2 separate regions of the Homo sapiens genome follow, and region 2 is linked to region 1. A link is an interaction called in ENCODE POLR2A ChIA-PET data of the cell type or tissue named here. Cell type or tissue: B cell. All regions are shown on one strand. Each heading gives the region's core, and the rest is flanking DNA. Links, peaks and the distances in the headings are about the cores only.

Region 1 (5,165 bases), core at 1,570-4,069:
TGCCTGTCGTCCCATCTACTCAGGAGGCTGAGGCAGGATCATTGCTTGAGCCTGGGAAGTTGAGGCTGCAGCGGGCTGTGATCATACCACTGCACTCCATCCTGGTTAACAGAGCAAGACTCTGTCTCAGTTAAAAACAAAATGTAATTTCATTGTCTATCATTGTCAGTTGTTCTTGGGAATTTGACATTCTATTTAATAGCATTTATTTATTTATTTATTTAAGATGGCGTCTCGCTCTGTTGCCCAGGCTGGAGTGCAATGACGCAGTCTTGGCTCACTGCAGCCTCCACCTCCCATGTTCAAGTGATTCTCCTGCCTCAGCCTCCCAAGTAGCCTGGATTACAGGCGTGGGCCACCATGCACGGCTAATTTTTGTATTTTTAGTAGAAGCAGGGTTTCACCATGTTTGCCAGACTGGTCTTGAACTCCTGACCTCAGGTGATCTGCCCGCCTCAGCCTCCCAAAGTGCGGGGATTACAGGCGTGAGCCACCACACCCGGCCTTGACGTTCTATTTAATAGCATTTCTTTGTAGATATTTTGCTTTCTCCTGTAGTTGTGAAGACCTTGTATTTCCCTTTGGTATCCATGGCATCAATATGATGTTTCAAAGCACAGACTTTTTATTTTTAATTTATTCTGTTTGGGGTTCCTAGAGGATTTGTTCCTTTCATAAATATATGAAAACTCAGTGTGGTGGCTCACGCCTGTAATCTCAGCACTTTGGGAGGCCGAGGTGGGCAGATCACGAGGTCAAGAGATTGAGACCATCCTGGCCAACATGGTGAAACCCCGTCTCTACTAAAAATACAAAAATTAGCTGGGTGTGGTGGTGTGCGCCTGTAGTCCCAGCTACTCAGGAGGCTGAGGCAGGAGAATCGCTTGAACCCGGGAGGCAGAGGTTGCAGTGAGCCGAGATTGTGCCACTGCAGTCTAGCCTGGGTGACAGAGTGAGACTCCATCTAAAAATATGTATATATATGTATATATATATATATGAAAACTCTCCAGCATTAACTCTTCCTATATTATGTTGTTATTAATATTGTTGGTTTTGGGATTCATATTAGATGTGTGTGAAATTTCTCATTCTGTTCCCCACGCCTCATAACTTCTTTTTCATAGATTTCATTTCCTATATATTACATATGATGTAACTTTGTCAGCTACTTCATGAAGTCTCTTCAAATTATTCTATTTAACTCATCTATTGAATTTTAAAATTTCAATGACTGTATTTTTTATTTCTAGAAGTTCCATTTTATTCTTTTGAAGATATACCTGATCTATATTTAGAGCATCTTATTATTTTCTTATGATTCCTTTTGCATCTTTTACTAACTTAATCCTTCAAAATGTTGTTTTGTTGTCATTGTTGTTGTCGTTGTTTTGTTGTTGTTTTTGAGAGAGGGTCTTATTCTGTCACCTAAGCCCAGGCTGAAGTACAGTGGGACAATCATAGCTCACTATAGCCTCGAACTCCCGGGCTCAAGTGATCCTCCCACCTCAACCTCTGGAATAGCTAGGACTACAGCTGTACACCACCATGCCCTGCTTATTTTTAATTTTTTTTTAGAAATGGAGTCTCACTATGTTACCTAGGCTGGTCTCGAACTCCTGGCCTCAAGTGATCCTCCCACGTCAGCCTCCTCTAGTGCTGGGATTACAGGTGTGAGCCGCTGTGCCTGGCCTGTTGTTCTTATATTTTCTTTCACATTGTTCTTTTAGCTCAGGTTCTCATTTTTCTTACTATCGCATCAGCTCTCATGGTGGTTTATTTCCTTGTGCATTTATATTATTACTACCTTTTTTGTATGAGCGTAACTTTGACAGAGATTGTTTTTTCTCCGGGAATCTTATAAAAACAGGATTGTAGAAGTATCCCCCCAGTGAGGTTTTATAGTGTTTCTGCCAGACAACCTGGAACTAATTTTTATGTTAATTTCTTGGCTTGGGGAATCTTGCACCATCTGTACTAGCACAGGCTGAAGCTTTTGTATTTTAGAAGACACTCTTCCCCCACTCCACAGCTTGAGACCTACATAAGCTTCCTGGTCTTCTGTGGTCACAAGAAGTTTCTCTAATTATTTCCCATCTAAAAGAAGACAAAACTAACATTGAGGTTAGTGCAGGAAGGGCTTATAGTCTTACATATTTACTTCATTGACAGTATATTACTGAATAACATGTGATAACATATGCAAGATTTTTTTATTTTTCGGGACGGAGGCTTGCTCTTGTTGCCCAGGCTGGAGTTCAGTGGTGCAGTCTCGGCTCACTGCAGCCTCTGCCTCGTGAGTTCAAGCGATTCTCCTGCCTCAGCCTCCCAAGTATCTGGGATTACAGGCACATGCCACCATGCCCGGCTGATTTTTGTATTTTTAGTAGAGACGGGGTTTCATCATATTGGTCAGGCTGGTCTTGAACTCCTGACCTCAGGTGATCCACCCGCCTCAGCCTCCCAAAGTGCTGGGATTATAGGCGTGAGCCACTGCCCCCAGCTACTTGGGAGACTGAGACAGGAGAATCGCTTGAATCTGGGAGGTAGAGGTTGCAGTGAGCCGAGATCATGCCACTGCACTCCAGCTTGGGTGACAAGAGGGATACTCTGTCTCAAAAGTAATAATAATCAATTTCAAACCTACCATAATGAAAAACTCAAGTCTCTTGCCAATGACCATGCGTGAGAAACCAGGGGGGAAAGGGGGGCCAAGTCTTGGAAACCATCATTTACATCTTAGCAGGATCTCCAAGCTCGTGCTGAATTTCTACCAGCCTCCCTTGGAGGCTTGCCAACATCATGATGAGAAATATCAGCATTGGCCTCTTCTCTTTTAGCAGAAATTGTCACTCACCTTGAGTAAATAGATATTTCAAATAAGGCAACCAGAGCATAGGGAAACAGAAGACCTTTTCTTAAAACTGTTTAGCAAGTGAATGGGCCATGTGGGATTGAGATGCTGGTCTCACTGGCTATCTTTCTGCATTCTCTCCTTCTATTTCAGTGGCCCTCCACCTACAATACTGGAGCTAGAAAGTTGTAAGACTGTTTTCAAAAAAAAAAAAAAGAGTCAGGAAATTGCTGGAATAGTTCAAGCATATTTCTTTGGTTAACTTATTTTGAAGTTTTTCTCTGTTTTGTATTCTAGCTGCCCTTATAATTTATCAAAGACAGACTCATTGTTTTGGCAAGCTCCTGGCCTGGAAGTCTCCAACAAAAACTCACAGCACTCTATCTGAAAAGGAATTTTTAAATGCATTCTTAGTCTTGAAATTGAAAATATATTCTAGATACAACAGTTTGCTGGGAAATTTAAACAATGCCGTTTATCATCCAACAACTTTGCTCTGGACAAAGAGCTTTTTCATCTCTTCCTTAGTGTCCCTTCTACTCCATTAGCTTTTCAGAGCTTTTTTTAAAAAATTAATTAATTTATTTATTTTTTTGAGACAGAGTCTCACTCTGTTGCCCAGGCTGGAGTGCAGTGGCTCAATCTCGGCTCAGTGCAACCTCTGCCTCCCAGGTTCAAGTGATTCTCCTGCCTCAGCCTCCTAGGAGCAGGGACTACAGGCACGCACCACCACACTCGACTAATTTTTGTATTTTTTAGTAGAGATGGGGTTTCACCATATTGGCCAGGCTGGTCTCAATCTCCTGGCCTCAACTGACATGCCCACCTCAGCCTCACAAAATGCTGGGATTACAGGCATGAGCCACCGCGGCCAGCCTTTTTTAAAATTTGGTTCACTTCTAGGTTATATAAAGCATATTTCTTTGGTTAACTTATTTTGAAGTTTTTCTCTGTTTTGTGTTTTAGCTGCCCTTATAAATTTGTCAAAGGCAAACTCTGATAAACTTTAAAAATTCTTTTTTTTTTTTGAGACGGAGTCTCACTGTCACCAGGCTGAAGTGCAGTGGCATGATATCTTGGCTCACTGTAACCTCTAACTCCTGGGTTCAAGCGATTCTCGTGCCTCAGCCTCCCGAGTAGCTGGGATTACAGGCACGTGCCACCACACCCAGCTAATTTTTGTATTTTTAGTAGAGACGGGGTTTCACTGTGTTGGCCAGGCTGGTCTTGAACTCCTGGCCTCATGATCCGCCCGCCTCAGCCTCCCAAAGTGCTGGAATTACAGGCGTGAACCACTGCGCCCGGCCAACTTTAAAAATTCTTAAAAGTTATATATACATTTACTTCATCTTATTAAATATGGCTTTACATTGTTAAAACAGGATATACATAGCTCATCAAAAGTGTGACATAATATTTAACCAATGATTTGTTTGTTTCAAATTATTTTAAATTATTGGCTATTATAAACAGCACTGTTGGATATCTTTTGTTATTATATCATTAGGATAAATTTTCAGAAGCAGAATTTTTGGGTCAAAGACTAGAGTAAAATTCGTTTGATTCCTTTTATTTTTTTCCCCCCCTTGAGACAGAGTCTCACTCTGTCCCCCAGGCTGGAGTGCAGTGGCGTGACCTTGGCTCACTGCAGCCTCTGTCTCCCGGGTTCAAGCAATTCTCCTGCCTCAGCCTCCCAAGCAGCTGGGACTACAGGCATGTGCCACCATGCCTAGCTAATTTTTGTATTTTTACTAGAGACAGGGTTTCATCATGTTGGCCAGGCTGGTCTCGAACTCTTGACCTCAGGTGATCCACCTGCCTCAGCCTCCCAAAGTGTTGAGATTACAGGCGTGAGCCACCGCACCTGGCCATTAGTTTTATTCCTAACCATTGACAAATCCTAGAGAAATACGAATAGGATTTTCAGGGATTTCCAACAGGTTGCTATTTTTTCTGTTCTCAAAAATACCTAGAAATAGAAAATAATATCCAGTGGCCTCTACCTCATTTGTGTGCTGTAAAAATACCAGTGCTTATTCTCATTTACCTGGCCACGTCTGAAAGTCATGATCCTCTAGTGGTTATCAGGAGCTGGAATGTGCAGAAACTTTTATTTCTTAAACCATACAATTCTGTAAGTTTGAATTACCTACAGCAAAATTTTTTTTTTTTTTAAGCAGGAGAAAAAAGAACAAAAGGTGGCTAGATAACACAGGTTGTGAAAGTGGCAAGTTTAATTTTGTCCACAAAATGAGGTCCATGGCTCAGGTAGTTTGGGGAGGAGGGAATCGGGATCGGTGCTGTGCTGGAT
Region 2 (3,832 bases), core at 1,333-3,832, 560 kb after region 1:
TATCATTATACAGCTAAACAATTGTTTATTCAATCCATCCTATTATTGAACATATAGGTTGTTTACTCAACTTCCTTTAAAGAAGAAGGCTGCGGTGAATGTCCTTGCTAAGGGATCTTTGACAAATTCTCAATTATTAATCTTGAGAAATTTCTAGAAGGAAAGAGATGCACGTTTTAGGGCCTGTGCTACATTCTGCCAAATTACCCTCCAAAATGTCCCGATGACACTCTGTATTGGCTTCCTAGGGCTGTCAGACAAATGACCACGCACTCGATGGCTTAAAACAACAGAAATTCATTCTCTCACAGCTCTGGAGGCTCAAAGCCCAACATCGAGCTGTCATCAAGGCTGCATTCCCTCCCAAGATTAGAGGGAAGAATGCTTCTTTGCATTTTCCAGCTTTTCTCAGGGCTGGTATTCCTGACTGGTGGACTCATCACTCCAGTCTCCTCCTCTATCTGTCTGTCTGTCTTCTCCCCAAGTGTCTTATTCCAGGATAACCTCCTCATTTCAAGATCTTTAACTTGGCCAGGCAAGGTGGCTGACACCTGTAATCCCAGCACTTTGAGAGGCAGAGGTGGGAGGATTGCTAGAGCTCAGGAGTTTGAGAACAGCCTGGACAACACAGTGACACCCCCCATCTCTACAAAAAATAGAAAAATTAGCTGGACATAGTGGCACACACCTGCTTTCCCAGCTACTCAGGAGGCTGAAGTGGGAGGATTGCTTTGGTCCTGGAGTTTGAGGCTGCAGTGAGCTATGATTGTATCACTGCACTCCAGCCTGGATGACAGAGTGAGAACCTGACTCAAAAAAAAAAAAAAAAAATCCTGGCTGGGAGTGGTGGCTCACGCCTATAATCCCAGCACTTGGGGAGGCTGAGGCGGGTGGATCACCTGAGGTCAGGAGTTTGAGATCAGCCTAGCCAACATGGTGAAACTCCATCTCTACTAAAAGTACAAAAAATTAGCCGGATGTGGTGGCGCACGCCTATAGTCCCAGCTACTCAGGAGGCTGAGGCACGAGAATCATTTAAGCCCAGGAGGTGAAGGTTGCAGTGAGCCGAGATCGCGCCATTGCACTCCAGCCTGGGCAAAAAGAGCAAAACTCCATCTCAAAATAAATAAATAAATAAATAATTCTTACCTTAATTACATTGACAAAATGTACCTTTTTCCAAATAAGACAGCAGGCGCGGTGGCTCCTGCTTATAATCCCAGCACTTTGGGAGGCCAAGATGGGAGGATTGCTTGAGGTCAGGAGTTTGAGACCAAGGGAAGAGGGATTCTGTAGAACCCCTTTTCCTTCACCACACAGGATATTTTAATCTTTTTGAAATTTTTGGCCAATTTGATAGGGTAAAAGGATAACTTGTTTTAACATGTATTTCTTTTGTTGTTAGTGAAGATGAACCTACTCTCATATGCTTGTTGGCTTTTTTTATTTCTTATTTTGTGAATTACTAATTCATGTCCTTTGCATATGTCCCTATTAGGTATTCACTGTCTTCTAATGGATATGTGAGAGCTCTTTGTAGATGCAGGATATTGAGCCTTTATCATCTCTTGTAAATATCTTCTTAATTGGTCACTTACTTTTTAGGGCTTTTTTTCGTAGTTCTTCCATGTACATAACTTTCAAACTTTTTCGTAGCAAAGCTTCAGGAGGATTTTACCATCCGTTGAATAATTAAACAGGCCTTTCCCATCACATTCTTTTCATCTAGCACTTTTATAGTTCCACTTTTATATTTAAGTTTTCGTTTTGTCTGCAATTTATTTTAGTTATGGTGTATGTTAAGGCTAACAGCCTCCCTCCGCCCCCAGATATTGAACAGTTGTCTTAATACCATTTAATAAATAGCTCATCTTTTCCCTACTGATTTTAAATGATGTCTTTATCATCTATTAAATTTGACTAACCTAACCTAGCAGACTGAGCTAATGTTGACACTGCTCCTGCTGAGGAATATGGACAAAATTTAACAACAACAACAAAAAAAAATTGATCTTGAAAGAAAAAATGGGAGATCACCCAGTACTGGAGTTTGGGAGGAGGCAACTGGAGCAAGAAGCCATTCTGTAGCTGAGAACCCAACAAAAAGCAAGATCCTCGCTGAACAGGAGCTCACAGCTAAAAATGCAAACCGCAAAATGAACTGATCCTCAACAGGGAGTGTCAGCAGACAAAACAAGAAGAGGATTAGACCACCAAGAAATTGGGATAAGAGCACACTCCGAAAGAGACTACAAAAGAAGTGTGCTTTAAATTATTAAAAGAAAAAAAATAAGAAAATGAAAAGACACCATGAAAAAAGAGGCAGCCAGCCCTAGTGGCTCACGCCTATAATTCCAGCACTTTGGGAGGCCAAGGCAGGCGAATCATTTGAGGTCAGGAGTTCAAGACCAGCCTGGCCAACATGACGAAACCCTGTCTCTATGAAAAGTATAAAAATTAGCCAGGCATGGTGGTGAGCGCCTGTAGTCCCAGCGGCCACTCAGGGGTCTGAGTTGGGAGGATGGCTTGAGCCTGAGAGGCAGAGGTTGCAGTGACCCGAGATCACGCCACTGCACTCTAGCCTGGGTGATAGAGCCAGACCTTGTCTCAAAAATAGAAAACAAAAGAAAAGAAAACAACACAAACAAAAATAAGAGGCAAAGTTGAAGGAAAAACAAAGATCTTCTTGAAAGGAAAACCGTAGCCACTGAAAATAAATTTCAATGCCTTGGTTAAATAGCAGATAAGACGCAGCTGAAGAAGTGTTCATGAACTGAAAGACAGAACTGAGGAAATTACCCAGAATGTAGCCCACAAAGATAAAGAGGGCCAGATGGAGTGACTCATGCCTATAATACCAGCACTTTGGGAAGTCAAGGCAGGAGGATCACTTGAGACCAGGAATTTGAGACCAACCTGGGCAACATAGCAAGACTCCCTGTCTCTACAAAAAAATTTTAAAAATTAGCTGGGTGTGGTGGCACATGCCTTTAGTCCTAGCTACTGGGGAGGCTTGAGGCAGGAGGATTGCTTGAGCCCAGGAGTTCAAGGTTACAGTGAGCTGTGATCACACCACTGCACTCCCACCTGGGCAACAGAGTGAGATGCTGCCTCTAAAAAAATTTTTTTAAAGAAACAAAGATAAAGAGATAAATAATAAAAATAGAAACACATTGAAAAGAATAAAAGAGTCCAACATATGGCTTAGAGAAGACCTGGAAAGAGATAGATTATAAGGAGGATGGAAAAGAGATCATATTCAGCATGATAATGTCTGAGAATATTCCAGAATTGATGAAAGACACAATTCCTCAAATTTAAGAAGTGCATCAGGCTGGGCACGGTGGCTCACACCTGTAATCCCAATACTTTGGGAGGATGAGGTGGGAAGATAGCTTGAGCCCAAGAGTTTGAGACCAGTCCTGGCAACATAGTGAGACCTCGTCTCTACAAAAAATTAAAAAGTCAGCCAAGAGCAGTGGCGCAAAAAAAAAAAAAAATGCATCAACCACAAGAAGGATAAATAATAGTGAACCAAACCCAATTATCTATACCAAATATGTAATCCTAAAGACAAAGAAAATGACTTAAACCAGAAAAGAAGAAGAGATTATCTAACAGCATCCATAATAAAGACATATAATGGTGTTCTGAGTACATTGACTCTTTAAGTCCTCAAAACAACACTATTAGTGTTATTTTTATTTTATTTTATTTATTGAGACAGGGTCTCACTCTATCACCCAGGCTGGAGTGCAGTGGCATGATCACAGCTCACCACAGCCTTGACCACCCAGGTTCAGGTGATCCTTCCACCTCCTCCCAAGTAGCT

What was found. Peaks named below come from ENCODE experiments on the same cell type or tissue, not always from the same donor. Only the 100,000 strongest peaks of a DNase experiment are listed, where the experiment ranks them.
Region 2: POLR2A ChIA-PET joins it to region 1 with 6 read pairs; 2 of 35 experiments call an interaction of 5 or more read pairs at or near these places.

Annotation. Positions count from the first base shown.
Region 1 is chr9:129,936,447-129,941,611 of GRCh38, reverse strand. All of the region lies in intron 6 of FNBP1 (formin binding protein 1), which reads left to right. Among named protein-coding and RNA genes, the nearest start is that of MIR6855, 69 kb to the right of the region's middle. In B cell, for the core only: no CTCF peak of the experiment used is centred there; no DNase peak of the experiment used is centred there; H3K27ac peaks cover 761 bases.
Region 2 is chr9:129,373,895-129,377,726 of GRCh38, reverse strand. No RefSeq gene overlaps it. Among named protein-coding and RNA genes, the nearest start is that of LINC01503, 39 kb to the right of the region's middle. In B cell, for the core only: no CTCF peak of the experiment used is centred there; no DNase peak of the experiment used is centred there.